Regions from separate parts of the Mus musculus genome. Here region 2 is linked to region 1. A link is a loop called in an ENCODE intact Hi-C map of the cell type or tissue named here. Cell type or tissue: left cerebral cortex. All regions are shown on one strand. Region 1 overlaps Atg7 (autophagy related 7). Region 2 overlaps Atg7 (autophagy related 7).

Region 1 (8,000 bases):
CCCTCTCTGACCTCCAAAGGCACCTGTGCTCATGTGCACATATCCACAGAGACACATACATGTAATTTAAAATAAAAATTTGAAAGCCTTTGTTGTGTCTTGCTAGGTGCCCGCCCTACTCCATATTGTTTTCCACCTATGTTCTCATCGTGTTGACTCAAGCTGCTTCAGCTTTTGGTCTGCTAATCCCAGTGTGCTTACTGGGGCTGGTTACTCTGTTCAAACTGTTTTTGCCTTTATTTAGCTTTCCTTGTGTTTTCATAGCTAGAAATGATGCCCCGTAAAGAAAAATGTAAGTGGGCCTTACTGAAACAGGGGCAGGCAGAGGAAGGAGAAGGGGGACACCCTCTAGTCCCTGAGCCTTGGGACTGTGTCTCTTTTCTCCTGCTGTGAGCCGTGGGCAGGGTGGACGGGTATTTCTCTTGGCAGGCTCTGTTAGGATCCACTCTCTGCCCTGCCTGTGTTAAAAGTGTAGCTCTGTAACTCACCTGCTGGAAGCAGAGTGGGTTTTCTCTGATGTTCACTCTGAGAACTAGTTGAGCTCTAGGCTGTAGAACTCACAAAAGCCTGGGGCCTTCTTCCTCCTGGAAGGCTTCCCTGTCTTTCCTCTGAGGCTTCCAGGGCTCCCTCTGTCTGTTACAGTGCAGGTATTCCCGCCTGGTGCAGGTTCCCTCTGACTGGCTATTTTCTTCAAAATTCTGCTTAGTCTGCCTGAGACTTCAATGTAGGAAACAGATTTTTGCTTTGTGACCTCAACTAAGTAAATGTTGCAGAGGTAGGTGTCATGTGTAGGAGGTAGGTGCTGTGTGTAGGAGGTAGGTGCCGTGTGTAGTTCTGAATCATCATGCGCAGGGAAGCACAATGCCTAGACAAAAGTGACTTTTAACAAGAGCTTTCCAGAAATTGCACTTACATCCCCATTAAAAATATATAAGCTGCTGGTTAGACTGGGGTGTATGTTTTGTGCGGCCCTTGTTGAAGAATAATAGACAAGGGGCTGGAGAGACGGCTCAGTGGTTAAGTGTGTGTAGTGTTTTTGCTGAGGACCCTGCACTGATTCCCATAAAGCACATTAAGCCACTCACAACTACAGTAACAACAGTGTCAGGGATCCAATTCCCTCTGGCCTCTGTGCACACCTGGCTCATGTGGTGCACATAAATTCATGCAAACTCACATGCATAGAAGGAAGGGAAGAAGGGAAAAAAGAAGGAAGGAAAGAGAGGAAGGAAGGGAAAAGAGGAAGGAAGGGAAAAAGGAAGGAAGGAAAAGGAAGAAGGAAAGGAGGAAGGAAGAAGGAAAGAAGGAAGGAAAGAGGAAAGGAAGGAAGGGAGGAAGGAAGGAAGGAAAGAAGGAAAAATAATCCATTTGCTTTTCATAGATGAAAGCTATTACATTGAGCCAGCTCAGTTGGGGAATGGTGCTTGCTGTCAAGCCTGATGACATGAGTTAGGTTCCTGGACCCCACCCCACATGGTGGAAAGAGAAAACTGACTTCCACAGGCTTTTCTCTGTGTTTTGGCAAACATACCTGCACATGACTCTAAATAAATGTAATAAAATATTTTTTAAAGAAAAACATTACTTCTTATCGTTATGAGATCAGAATCCCTATGAAAGCCTTCTCCAGAGTAGCCCTGAACTGAAAGGCTTTGGTGGGCTTCAGTGCTTAGCTGTAGACTATGGATTTGATGGAGCAGAGAGCAAGAGTTAGCACAGTCTCAGATGGAGATATGATACTACTGGCATTGTTTCTACAAAGACATTCTACCATCTTAGTCCAGAGATGTGTTTCCATATATGTCATAAATAACAAAAACCTACTGTGCAAAATGGTTAAGCAAAGGCTCATATCAGGAAAGGACAGGTATCACAGAGTGAACATGGAGCCAGCGAGTTGGCTCGGGAGTAAAGGTCCTGGCCACCAAGCCTAGCAACCTGAGTTCAATATCCAGGACCCAAATGATGGAAGGAGAAAACTGACTCCCACAGGTTGTCCTCTGACCTTTAAGTGAGCACCTTTATGGCAGATTGGGCTAGGGTGGACAAGGGTGTGAGCAGAAGTGGGTGGGGTGAGCAGAAGCAGATGATATGCACCACTGCTTTATTTAGGGGAATCTTCCCAACCTGTGGGAAACTTGCAGTCTTAGGGCTTTGCTGCTCAGCACCCTTGTTAGCTCAAGGGTCGTGCTGTGCCTTGTGTAGGTTGGAGGTTACTGTTAGATGCACTTTATCTTCCTCCCTTCCTTCGAAGCTCTTCTTGTTTGTTTGCTTTTATAGTTGTAGCTACATTCCATCCTCTAAGAAGACTAAGCCCCTTCTAAGAGGAGAAAGGCCTAATACCTTTCACGAGCTGCTTGGGTTCAGCAGTTTAACTTGCAGCACTGGAGGTCCCTTCGTGATTCCACACACCCCAAGAGGATTAAGTTTTTCCACATATTTTCTAGCCAGCACTGTTAAAGCCTCAGAATTAAACTGTCCACCCTGGTTACAGGCTGTCTGTCCTTCGTTTGTCCTTGCTGTCCTTCCTCCGCTCACAGGTTTGAAGGGTTACACAGTGATCTTTAGAAACAAGGGCTTAAAGTCCAAGAGTTCAACAAAGATCCAACAAGAGGTCCACTTGCACTAAGTCGTCACCAAATAGGTCAGATGTGGAAGCCCTCTGTTTAATTTGAATGCTTATTCCTCTGAGACACCGGTCTGATTTGTGAGGAATCTCATTGAGGGTGAGGGAATCCATATTTATTAAATGCTTTCTATTTTTTTTGTTGATATTTATTTATTTATTTATTTATGAGACAGCAATTGCTCGTACTGTAGACCAGGGCTGGCTTCAAGCTCAGAGATTAGAGTGGCTAGGATTAAAGGCATAAGCCACCATAGCCCAGCTCTTAAGTGATTTCTGAAACCCATGCATTGGGCTGTCAAGCTAACGACTGTGGCTGAGTCAGGCTGTTCAGCTCTCCAGGTCTCCCAAGGTGACCTGTAGCCTGTGGATCCTTTTCTCCCTGCTTGGGCTCTTCTCGGCCCCCTGGTTTGGTTTGGTTTGGTTTGGTTTAGTTTGGTTTGAGACAGAATCTACTATGTAGCCCTGGCTAGCCTGGAACTGGCAGTGTACACCAGGCTAGCCTTGAGTATATGGAGATCCCCCAACCCTCTGCCTCTGGGATTAAAGGTGTGTACCACCATGCCCACCTTTCTCAGCCCCTTCTTGATGATGTCAGCTCTTTTTTTTTTTTTAAGATAAGATTTATTTATTTATTTTATGTTTGTGAGTACACTATACCTGTACAGATGGTTGTAAGCCTTCATGTAGTTGTTGGGAATTGAATGTCTAGGACCTCTGCTTGCTCTAGTCTGTCCCGCTCGAGGTCAACTCTGCTCGCTCAGTCCCTGCTTGCTCCAGCCCAAAGATTTATTTATTATTATGCATAAGTACACTTTAGCTGTCTTCTGACACACCAGAAGAGGGTACCAGAAGGGGGCATCAGATCTCATTACGGGTGGTTGTGAGCTACCATGTGGTTGCTAGGATTTGAACTCAGGACTCTCAGAACAGTCAGTACTCTTAACCACTGAGCCATCTTGCCAGCCCGCTGTCAGCTCTTAAGTATCTCCTATTTTTATCCAGCTAGGGAACCCACAGATGTAGCCTCACTCACCTTTTCCCTAAGCCAGCCTGTCCTGAGCAAGCACTTAGCTCAGTGACCCAGCACTGCTGAGATACCTCCCCTGCCCACCTTCCTCCTCCAGCCCCAGACCCTGACTTTCCCATACATCTCTGCCTCTTCTTAACTTCCATACTACCTGGGGCAGGGGAGCTGGCCCTGAACACTAAGCCCACCTGCACTTCTTAAGCAGGTTATACTCATGGTCTGAGGGCAGCTTTATGCAGTATCTGTAGTATGCTTGAATCTGACCTGTGGCTAGCCACAGGAGACCATGTGGACAGTTCTGCTAGTGGCACCATACCAGCACTCAGCCTATTTTGAGATTTTCAGATGCAGAACACTGAGACCATTGAAGGAGCCTGGTTTCCCCCTTTTCTATCCTCCCTCTATCCTTTAAACACACCACTATATACACAGTCTGGATATTGGCTTTGTTTAATATATTGCTATATCTTGGAAGTCAATTTGTACCAGTTGTTCAGAGCCATGTATGTTTTATAATGACTTACAGGATATGCCACTGATTGTAAGTGTGGCATAATATGGCTGCACAGTCCCCTGTCAGATATCTGTTTTCAAGGTTCTTTGCTACAGTGGTTTAGTGAGCAATCTTACATCTGTGTTCATGCTACAGACAGCTGCCTGGAAACTTTCACAAGTGAAATTGCTGAATTGTGGTATTTATGCTTTTCCAAAAGGAGAATTTTTAAAATTCTACTTCTTGAGTTACTGCGTCTCAGCTGTCTGTTCACGTGTCCACTGACTCCTGGGCGAGCCCTCAATCTGCTGTCTTTTTCACGCTCCTCTGCCTGTCTCTTCTGGGTTCTAGAACTTTCTAGACCCTGCATCTCACTGCCTGCGCTTCAGTTGACAGCTGCTGTGATCACTGGGTATGACAGTCATATGTTTTGCTTTGAGAGCTTTTCTTCTCTGTCAAGGCAACTGGCCTGTCATCTCTGGCCTTTTATGTGAAGGCTAGCATGCTTATGAGAATCCTGTCCACATTGACTGTTCAGATGGACTCTCACAACAGGTAGTCATGGACCTAGAGCCCAGACATTGTTAGCATTGTGGGCCACCCCGAGCATTCCTCTTCCAGGTACAGTCTCTCCATAGGCCACCTCAATCTTGAATTAAAAAACCCTAGATTAATTTCACCTGTTTTTATTTTTAACTTTGTATAAAGGTAATTGTGACCTGAGTACAGGGTCCTCCTTCTGTAATATTTGACATGTATATTTTTAATTCCTGTTGCCATATAATCTTCCATTCATTTCGCCATCCATTCTGAATAGTCACTTACTTCTGCCTGCTGATGCTTCTGTGCACATCTTTGTTCATATATCTAAGGGCACATAAGTCGTCGGCTTCTACATGGTCTCCTCTGATACTGTATGGGAGTCCCAAGTGTCCCAGATCCTGACTTTATAACCCCTTTGGTGGGTCTTGATCACAGGATGTTGAGCATATTCTTGTGTTGATTGCCCTTGTGTGTGGCACTCCTGTTGACATTTGCAGTTCCATTTCTAACAGCTACGTTTTACCGTGCGTTCTTGCTAGCTGGGATGTCAGATTTCTAACAGACCATTTTGTCCTGCCCACTCCCTTGACTACTTTCCATTTTTCCTGGGATCTTTCCTCATCTGTTACTTATTTTGTAACAAGTGAGTCTTGGGCCCCGTAGCTTGCGTCTTGTAGAACATTCACTGAATTTGCATGAAACTTACTTTATCAGGAAAGTTGGCATCTACACAGATGTCATGACTCTCCCAAGCAGATGTAAAGAGTAAATACTCACTCCTCCTATATCCTTTCCTACAGATGTTTTTAAGAGAGAGAGAATGACAATGTGTGTTTATATGTGTGTGGCCATCTGTCATGTCTTTATGTGAGTACAGAGGCATCAGGTGGCCTGAAGCTAGAGTTAGAGCCAGTTTTGAGCCACCTGATGGTTAGTACTAGAAGCTGAACCCAGGTCCTCTGCAAGAGCAGCTGCCCTTAGTCACCGGACTCTCCAGCCTGTCAAATAGCGTTTTACACTGCTTTATTTTCTTTTTTAAATGTTCTATCACATTCATTCATTTACATATAGTTAGTTGTGTGTGGTGTGTATGAGCAAGTGTGCATGTGTGCTTGTGCCAAGGAGTGCATATGGAGGTCAGAGGACAACTTGTGGGTGTCAGTTACTTCTACTCTGTGGGCCCTGGGGATCTGACTTGGGTCATCAGGCTTGGTGGTTGGCACCTTTGCCTGCTGAGCCATTGCCCTGTGTTTAGCAAGTGCTTGTTAGAAATCAGAACCTTTGAAAGCATATCTACCACCATAGTGCATTCCCCTTTCTAAAAGTCCCAATGTTTTGCAGGTTCTTGATCAGTACGAGCGAGAAGGATTCACCTTCCTAGCGAAGGTTTTTAACTCCTCACATTCCTTCTTAGAAGACTTGACCGGTCTTACCCTGCTCCATCAAGAGACCCAAGCTGCTGAGGTAAGAGCACTTCGCTTCTGTCCTGAGGACTGAGGACAGAACCTGCCTGACTCTTGCCTTTGTGAAAGAAAATAGAGAGATTGACTTTGACTTCTTCTTCCTGAGAGCAGGGAGCACCCTGGTATGCTAAAGTGTCTGCCCAAAGCACCAAGAGGGCAGAGCAAGTCTGGCCGCTGATTTCCTAGCATTCCTTGTGTTTCTGGAGGGTATGCTTGAGTCCAGCTGTTGGTAAACAGTTTCCTTATAAGGGCTCTGTCAGACACATCTGTTAGGGAGGATCCTGAACTCTGGGCTGTGTCATCAGAGAAAGCATGGATGACTTGTTGACAGTCTAGTCAATCTTAGGTGCCAACATTGGTCTGCTGTGAAATGTCCCTGTCTGGCTTGGGAGCTGTGCAGGTCCCCACCCTGAATGAGGGACAGCCATAGGCTGAGAGTGAAATCAGGTTCTCACAGTGAACTTGCTTTCCCCTGAAGGGGGTCACGAGGTGAATTGAACCCTCAAGGCACTGCCATGGCTGTGCAGGGAAGCCCCTGCCACCCCTATTCTGAACACCTGGTTCAATCTCAGACATGGCTACAGAAACACAAGTCTTGATCATTTATAATCATCCCAGGAGTTATGTCTCTACACTGCATAGGAGGCCCCAAGTAGTCAGGAAGTGGCTGAGCTGGACCAGTCCTGGCCAGCCAGTGGAATAAGGGCTGCTATTTGGAGGGATGTGATGAGCTCTGAGTGAAGAAACCTTTGGAAAAACCAGAACAGGGCTGCTTGGACTTGTGAGCAGGTTTGGGTGATTTTCAGGCACACCCAGGAAACAAGGCTGTCCTCTAGCACTTGCTTAGAACTGAAAGTGATTTATCTCTAACTTGCTCGATGCAGGGTCATTAAACAGATGTGATCTTTCACTGATGTCTGGTACTTAAAACCCCTGCAGAGAGAGTCCCTCATTGAGAGACAAAGCTGTGCCCTAGGGCTGAGACTGGGGCCCCAGGCGGGTTTCAGGGTATGCTAATGGCAGCTGCCATTGCCTGAAAGTGCATGAGACAGAACCTGCAGGTCTTTGCAGCTGTGACATCACTGACGAGATGGGGAAAGGGATTTTCCAAGTCACCCAGAAGAGCAGAGAATTCCTCTGATCTCACCCTAGAGACGCAAACAAGATGTCAGGGTAGTGGCTCAACCTTTGATCACATTGAGTTACTCTGTTTTAGTAGCCCAGTTGGCCCAGAGACCCAGAGAAAAAGAGGTTCCAGCGAGCCTTGGTACCAGTAGGCTGTGGGCAGGAAAGTAGAGCCTCATCTGCAAGCCTGAGTGGGTTTCTTGTTAGTTTGCTTGCTTGTTATTTATTTTAAGTTCTTCACTAAGTTAGCTCTGGGGTCTTAAATGTCCCATAACATTGGAGGTGAAAGATAACAAGTCAGCCAGCCTATGACCCAGATGTGGCTTACAGCTGTGGTGTTTTGAAGCTTGCCCTGTGTTAAATTTCGAAGAAAGCCAGAATTTTAAAATTATGATTTTTACATTAAAGTCTGAAATTTTCAACTTCTTTGAAAAATGGAATCTGGCAACTACAGGTGCATGCTTCTTGACTAGAGGGAGCCACACAAATGATGCATTTGACACAGGCTTTCCTGCATAACACGTGTGACGCGCTGAGGATGCAGCTCGGTGGTAGAGTACTTTCAAGCATGAAAGGGCCCAGCTGGGTCCAGTGCCAGCACCGCATCAGGAAAGTCTATAGAAACACAGTCATGCCTGTCACGTGGCTCCCGTTTCCTCTCCTGGAGACAGATACAGCTGCTGTTTCTTCATCCTTCAGCCATGTTCTGGGTTTATTTCA
Region 2 (8,000 bases), 55 kb before region 1:
TGGAAAACCACTAGCTTCGAGAGCAGGCTCTTTGGGCTGAAACTTTTTTTTCTTATATTTATTTATTTATTTATTTTTGGCCTCTGGCCCAACCCACGGGGATAGATACTGCAAGCAGGCAGCAAGTAAAGCTGCTTTGTGTATGAAGAGGGGGTTTCTTTCTCAAAAAATGTATTATGTTGATGTATGAATCACATACAGATAATGTCCCAAGTCACTAAATGAATGATCCAAGCACTCACAAAGTGAACACAACGCGCGCGCGCACAAATGTGTGTTTGTGTGCTTCTCCTGATGGCCCTTCCAACAGACGGGTGAGCTCTTCCCGACTCACGGAAGCTTTTGTCACACTTGGAACTTAGAGAAAACGGAGTCCTATAGTATGTGCCCTTCGGTTAGGGGACTTTGGCAGAAAACTTTTTCATTGTAGTTCTCAGCAATTAATTGATATCCCACCCACCTGGATCTTTTATTCAGACCATAATAACCAGACATGATGTCACAGCTTGTAGTCCCAGCAGTTAGAGGTGGGGACAGGTGAGTTGAGAGTTCAAGGTTCTCTGGGGCACATAGTAAGGCCCTGACTCAAATGTGAGAGTGGGATGGGGTGACTCAGTGGATAAAGCACTTGTTACACAAGCTCCAGGACCGCACTTCATGTTCCTAGTTCCCATGTAAGTGCAGGGTGAGCATGGCAGCCCGCCTGTGACCCCAGCATTGGCACTTGAGAGGAAGAGGCAGGAGACTCTTGGAGCATTTGGCCAGTTAGACCAGCCTCACCGAAGAGCCTTGGGTCCTGGTGAGAAGTCCTGCCTCTGTACATACTCAGAGTCTTACATGGTGTGTGTGTGTGTGTGTGTGTGTGTGTGTGCGTGCGTGCGTGCGTGCGTGCGTGCGTGCGTGCGTGCGTGCGTGCGTGCGTGTGTGTGTGTGTGTGTGTGTGTGTGTGTTTGGTGTGACCTCCATCCATACATGTGCATCACACACAGGGGAAATGCGAGAGGCAAGAAAGGAAGTCAGGTTGTTGGATTTGTGACTTTTTCATCTTGATGACAAAATATCTGCCAGAGACAAGTTAAGAGAAGGATTTGTTCTAGCTCATAGGCCAGCACAGAGAAGGTGTGGCAACAGGAGCATGAGACCGAATGCCATTGTGTCCACAGTCAGGAAGCAGAGAGCTCTGAGATTGTGAGGGTCCCTGCGAGCCTCACCACCAGCAAGGGAACAGCCACTTGAGGTGAAGAATGAGCCCAGGTCAGCAGCACTTTAGCAGGCCCTGGGGCAGAAACCTCCAGAGTCTGACCTCAGGGTTTACCTTTCTTGCTCACTTAAAAACAGTAAAACTTTGAGGGAAAGTCTCCACGTGGCAATTATCAGAACAACGTTTCAGGGATAGTTTCATTGAAACTCCCTTGCAATGTACATCTTTTTGGCAAAGCACCTGTGACCTTTACAACAAGAGTGAGTTCTATTGCCTGACACGCAGTGCTGGGGTAAGGGCCGGGGAGGAAGGATTTAGAGTAAGCATAAGGATGGATTCTACTGATAGAGGATGCCTGCATTCTATTCACTGAGAGACAAGCATTGTAACAAGTCTGCTTCCTCTGATCCTTCTCAAAGCCATGCCTTCAGAATGCTGGTGCTCAGCTGGCTCCGTCTTTCCCTTTGTATTTGGTCGAGGACCCCAGCCCATGGGATGGTACTACCCATATCCAAAAAGGGCCTCCCCTCTTTGTAGCCTGAAAACTCCCACACAGACATGCCCACAGGTCTCCTAGGTGACTCCAAGTCCAGCCAAGTTGCCCATGACAGTTGACCATGGTAGTTATCCTTTCCTGGCTCCTGGGTGATGGGTGAGCTCTACAAGGCTTTGATGGAGGTCCACTCAGGTGTTATGAAATGTACAGCTTCTCCTGACATTCAAGAAAGTTGGCCTTCTGGTCTTTGAGAGCCTGACAGACAACATAGACACCTGTGGTCTGACAGCCTTTGCCTGTGCACCTCGGAAGACCCTGCAGCAGGTGTCCAGACACCCAGGCCCAGTTCTAACTTGTGGACTAAGCAGCTAGCATCTTTGCCTTTGAGGAATGTACTCCTAACTCTGAAATACTGGTAAGGAAAAGTCCCTGAGTGCACATGTCCTGTTCCTAGGGCTGTGTGTGTGTGTGTGTGTGTGTGTGTGTGTGTGTGTGTGTACATGCACCCTTCTCCTAGGTCTGCACTTGTAAGCTCGTGGTTCTCTGAGGCTCTTGAATTCTCTTTTTACTCTTTGCAGAAAAACAAAACTAGGGCAGGCCACCAGGAGAGGCTGACCTGGGAGTCTTCTGCATGAGGTGAAGTAGACAGGGAGCCCAAAGCTCTAGCCACTGTTCATTACCTGTCTGCTCAGGCTCTGACACCCTCTCCCCAGTTTTCAGCCTTCTATTTTTCCTTTTAAGATTTATTTTTATTATTTTAATGATGCATATTTGTGTGAGTGACTGTGTGTGGTGTATGCCCCTGAATACAAGGGCCAACAGAGGTCAGAGTATCCGATGGCCCTGGAGCTGGGGTTACAGACAGTTGTAGGCAGCTTGATGTGGGTGCTGGGAATCAAACTCAGGGAGGTCCTCAGGAAGAAAGCATGTGCTCTTAACCACTGAGCCATCTTTCTCCCCCTGAGGGGGGCTGGTAAAGATACTCAACTCTTGTGCCCTGTCTGCCTAGAGGAGGTCCAGCAGGAGGGCATTGCCTGAGGTGTAGCCTAGGAAAGAGCTTCCTTCTTCTCCCTCCCCACAGGTTCGGTGGCCCTCAGCTAGATGGTGGCAGGAAAATGGGTTGGTCCACAGTTGCCCTATGTTGGCCACTGTCCTTTGTGACCTGGTTATAGTGTCCATCCTCTCCATACGACCAGCCAAGCAGATGCTTCCTGAGCACAGATGCTGCAGAGCACACAGGGATCAGAGACATCAAGGAAGGCTTGCCCTTGGTACAGTCTAAGGTAATAGACAAACCCAGGCCATGAGGACACGGTAGGATCTCTATCCAGAGGGAAGAACCTCAAAGCTAGGAGGGCCCCAGGTATATGATCTGACCGCCTTCTCCTGCTGTTCACCTGCTCCTCGGCAAGTGTCTCATCTCCTCTGAACCTGTTTTCTGCCTATAAATGAGGACAACCTAATAGTAGGCCCAAGAGTCACAGATAGATTGTGTTCATTAGGGCACTAGCAGAATTCTGAGCACATGAGACACTTGCCCATGCTGGCTTTCTACCTCTTTCCACTTTTATTAAAGTGGACGTTTGTCTACCCTCTAAACAGGAAATTAGGAAGAGTCGTCAAACTCAGGAAACAATGCCCACACTACATCTTGAGAGTTAGCTGCATCCTGCAATATTTTCTGATGATGCTGCTGGCTAGCTTCCAGTTTAGCTCTTTGGTCCCTCTGTGGCTCTGGTTCAATAATGAGAGGCAGCCAGTGATGGGAACGGAAGCTGTTATCTAAAACAAAGACCTCCATAGTGTGCCTGGGGCTCGCTGCTGCTAAACTCCATTTTGGCCCAGAATGTGGTTAAGACTCTTTTCAGCATCCAAGATCGATCTGGAGTTCCAGGCACATTTTTACACATGCAAACTCCAAGCTCTAGCAGCCTTGCCAAACCTGTAGGGAGCTGCTGCAACACCCAAGCAGTGGGGCTCCAGAGGAGGCCTCAGGCACGTTGGGGTGGCTGTTCCTGAGCGGTGGATCTCAGCTTCCCATTGAGGCAAGGTGGGCTTGGCACCAAAGTTAGTTACATTGAGCACAGGTGGAAACATGGCCAGGACAGTGTCCCCTCCTTTCCTGATGTATTTCTTTTGTGTCCAACTGGGTAAAATTCACTGAAGATAATTGAATTCACCTTCTGCATTTATTTATTTTTTGTTTGACAGTGTTTGAGTTCCTCCTTTTCTCCCTCTCACCCTCTCTCCCTCCTTCCCTCCCACTCCCCCTTTGTCCTCTGTGCTTTTCCACCAGGCTTTCGAGCCAAAATAAACCAGAGCTGAGATTGCTGGCTTTTCTCTTTGGTGCTTGTAAGGCTGGGTCATTTCTGAGTCTTGCTTATCTAATCTGGAAAGTGTGGAAGGTCATTGGATGCAGTGACACCCAGCCAAGCTGCCACAGGACCAGTGCGTGCAGACGACCTGACACGTGCATGTGGATGTCTGCATCCCTACCGGGCATGACAACGGGAAGCCTTGGCCCCTGCATGGAGAGCAGACTAGACGTATGAAGAACCCTCGTAAAACTGGAGGCATTTTAGCTAAAATTACAACCCAATCCAGGGATTCCCATCCCTGCCCTGCCATCAGTCACCTCTGAGCCCTTCCAGACTATACCTTTACCAGCACAGCTCAGGGCCACCACTGGAAACCTCCAGAACCATGGTCATTGGAGATGCACCACCCTAGAAAGAAAGACTTTGTGGTGGCATTCCTTCCAGAGATGGTCACATTCCTCAGGTGGCATGGAACCAGACCCATTTGGTGAACTAACCTCTGTTGCTAGGTGCATTTTCTGGAGGGCCTTGTATACCTGATGAAGTCTGGCCACAATGCAAGACAGTCACAGGACTGTCAACCCCACCCCCACCCCCCAGCCCCCCTGTTAACAGCCCTGAGCTCATGGCCTGTGCATCCTGCTGCTGCCTCTCACCTCACACCCAGGGCAGCATCTCTTGTCTTCAGAGCACTGATGGCCAAGCTCAGGGATAGCCCAGGACTTGTGCTTTGCAACAGAGATCTCACCCTGCCTGCTTTGCCTGTATAGGCTCTGACAGTGACTTACAGGGCAGGAGCCAAGGAAGCTTAGGTAGCTCTCGTCCAGGGCCCTCCAAATGCAGTAGCAGCAAGGAAACATATTTCAGGCGTATCTTTTCTTCTGGGCAGGAGGGCACATAGCTCTGTGCTAGAATGTAGCAATCACAAGGCCCTGGGATTAGCATCAAGAACCAGAAATGATTAAAGGAAAACTGTTAGTTTTCAGCTAAACTGGACACTTAAGCTGATGATTATTTGCGGGTATAGGACGTGCAGGAACTTTTCATTCTGATCTTGTTGAAACTACCAAATATATAAACTGTTTCTAAATTAGCATTTCTGAGGCATAATTTACAGTTGAAATAAGTCGACTTTAATAAGTGTTGGCAAAAACCTGCACTGCTACTCACCTCCACAGAGGAGACTTGGTGTTTCTGTCCCCCCAGCTGTTCCTTTGTGCTGATGTCCTCTATAGTCCAACCTCAGCCCGCAGCAGCTACACATCAGATTTTTGTATGGGCAGCTTTCACAGTGCCTCTCCTTAGTGCTTTCACCTCTGAAAGGGGAGAGTGGGGACTGTAAAGATAGCCTAGTGGTTAAGAGCACACATTACTGTTGCAGAGGACCCACATTTAGTTCCCAGTATCCAAGTCCGAAATCTCACAACTGTCAGCCCCCAGGATCCTAGCACCTCTCTCAGTGGGCACTGCACACATGAGCACACATACCACACACTTTAAATAAAATAAGTCTTGAAACACATAAAAGGGCCTAGAACAGAATCTTTGACACTTTACAGACCTTTTTAATTTAAATATTTGGCCCATAAGGTGGAATAGTGGTGTTCTTTCCTAGAAAATGTGGGAAGGATTCTAATCTGGGGTAGATGTTTACTTTCTTGGACTGTGAGATGATGCCTGGCCTCTGTGAAGGATAGCTAAGGATAGTGCTGAACTGTTGGCAGCAGCCTCTGCTCCATTCATTTTATGCATTCCTGTCAGGCTGAGGGATAGGAGTTGACCATACACGTAAGACATCATTTGTAGACTCTCAGTTTTTCATGGTCTATAGCCCTGCTGTATGGGAATACTGCAGAGCTTGTTCTTAACTTCGAGCTCTCACATACGTGGCCAACTGATGACATGTGCTGGAGAAGGTGTTTTCCAGCAGGTAGCTGGGTATGAGGGCTCACCCTTCTTATCCCAGTATTGGGAGAAGGGTGACTGTAGTATAAGGCAAGCCTGAGCTACAGAGTGAGTCCTTTTGTCAAAAATAAACAAACATCTGTGGCATGACTGAATTTGCACTTGCAAAAGAAGGATTTTAGACTCTTCATGCCATGAATAAAGATTAGCCATGGGACTGGTTTGAGATGGCTTGACTCCTGGGGTACACCTGTGTTGCTGTTGGCCTTTGTTTCTCTCTCTGTCTCTCTCTCTGTCTCTCTGTCTGTCTCTCTCTCTCTCTCTCTCTCTCTCTCTCCCTCCCCTCCCCTCCGCTCCCCTCCCCTCCCCTCCCCTCCCCTCCCCCCCTCTCCTCTCCTCTCTTTTTCAGCTTCTTAACTAGTTTTACTCTCTCCCTTCCCTCTAGTTCTGGTCCCAACCTCTGTTCCTAAGTTTAGCAGCCGCCGTTCCTACAGAACAGAAATGACAACAGAAGCTCCATGTGCCACCACGGAATAGAGACAGCTGTGCGGGCCGCTTTCAACAGCATTTAGTGGGAATGTGTTAGCTCCAATTGCTTTAAAAGACCTCAGTATGAAAGTAGCTTAGGTGTGTGTGAGGCACACTGTGAACAGAGCATGCATGCATCTTATCTTTTGATCATATGTATTTACCATGTAGGAGTCAGTTCTCTCCTTCTAACACATGGATTCCAGGGACCCAACCCAGGCTCTGCAGGCCATGAGGAGCAAGCCAGTAAGCAGCACCCATCCTTGGCGTTAGCTTCTGCCTCCAGGTTGCTGCCCTCACTGCTTTGGATGATGGACTGTGTTGTGGAACTGTGGTGATGTGAGCCCTTTCCTCCCCAGCTTGCTTTGGTCATCACAGCAGTAGTCACCCTCACTGAGACAGTATGTTTTTGCTCTGGGATTGAAGGGGCTCTAGAAATGGCCTGTAGGCTTTCTCGAGATTGGGTGTGCTGGAAGTGAGAATACACTTCCCATCAGGCTGTGGGTTGCAACCCAGCAAATGGAGACCTCTGTGAACAGCATCAGGCTTTGTGTTCATCTGAACTTAGCTGTTCATTCAAAATGGCTCTGAGTAAAGAGAGTTGAGAGGGTTGTGTCCCTTTTTCTATTTACCTGACATGATGGGGCCCTGGAGAAACTGTGTACCTGTAGGCCCATCGTGACAGAGACAAGCAGGTCCCAAGAGCTTGCTGGCCAGCCTTCCTGCTGTTGTAAAGTGATAGGGTGGAGAATGATGGACACCTGATCTCTGGCCTCTGCATGCCTGTGCTTAATCATGGACCCTGCGGGGGTGGGGAGGGGCACTGTTTAAATGAGGTGATTGAAGTTAATGGGAGAGGCTGTGCTCGGCAAGTCTAAGACACTGGGTCTGATCTCTGGCTCTAAAAGAGGAAAGCAGAGGAAAATTATGAAGACATAAAAGAGAATGCTGTTACCTAAAAAGAGGGTGCCGGGGAGCCAGGTGCCATCTGGCTATGGAGGTCCACCTGCTGATTGATACCAGCCTAGACAAATGTGAGAAGGAATGATTGTTGAGGACAAAGTCTCCATGAGATTAGCCTGTGGGCAAGCCTGTAGGGTATTTTCTTTTCTTTCTTTTTTTTGTTTTTGTTTTTTGTTTTTTGATGTTTTTTGTTGTTGTTGTTTTTGTTTGTTTGTTTTTGAGACAGGGTTTCTCTGTATAGCTCTGGCTGTCCTGGAACTCACTTTGTAGACCAGGCTGGCCTCGAACTCAGAAATCCACCTGTCTCTGCCTCCTAATGGGTGATTGATGTGGGTGGAGGGTGTGGCAGGTGGCTTGAGGTTCTATAAGTAAGCAAGCCACGATGAACAAGGCATATTCTTTATTATTCCTCCGTGATCTCTGCTTCAGTTCCTGCCTCCAGTTCCTGCCCTGACTTCTTTTGGTGATCAACTGTGATGTGGAAATGTAAACTGAAATGAACCTTTCCTCCCCCAAATTCTTTTGGTTATGGTGTTTCTCACAGTAATAGGAAACTGCGATGCCACCGTTAGTCATGGTGACCACGACA

Evidence for each region. Peaks named below come from ENCODE experiments on the same cell type or tissue, not always from the same donor. Only the 100,000 strongest peaks of a DNase experiment are listed, where the experiment ranks them.
Region 2: it touches region 1 in a loop (5-fold over the local background); 4 of 42 quality-filtered maps call a loop at or near these places.

The regions. Positions count from the first base shown.
Region 1 is chr6:114,770,924-114,778,923 of GRCm38, forward strand. Atg7 (autophagy related 7) reads left to right here. Exons shown (of 19, transcript NM_028835.5): 18 at 6,034-6,156. Among named protein-coding and RNA genes, the nearest start is that of Gm52917, 40 kb to the left of the region's middle. In left cerebral cortex, no CTCF peak of the experiment used is centred here; DNase peaks (open chromatin) are centred at 758, 4,428, 5,309 and 7,867; H3K27ac peaks cover 338 bases.
Region 2 is chr6:114,715,770-114,723,769 of GRCm38, forward strand. The region is part of intron 16 of Atg7 (autophagy related 7); the gene reads left to right. Among named protein-coding and RNA genes, the nearest start is that of Gm52917, 15 kb to the right of the region's middle. In left cerebral cortex, no CTCF peak of the experiment used is centred here; DNase peaks (open chromatin) are centred at 3,545, 5,918 and 6,475; H3K27ac peaks cover 2,363 bases.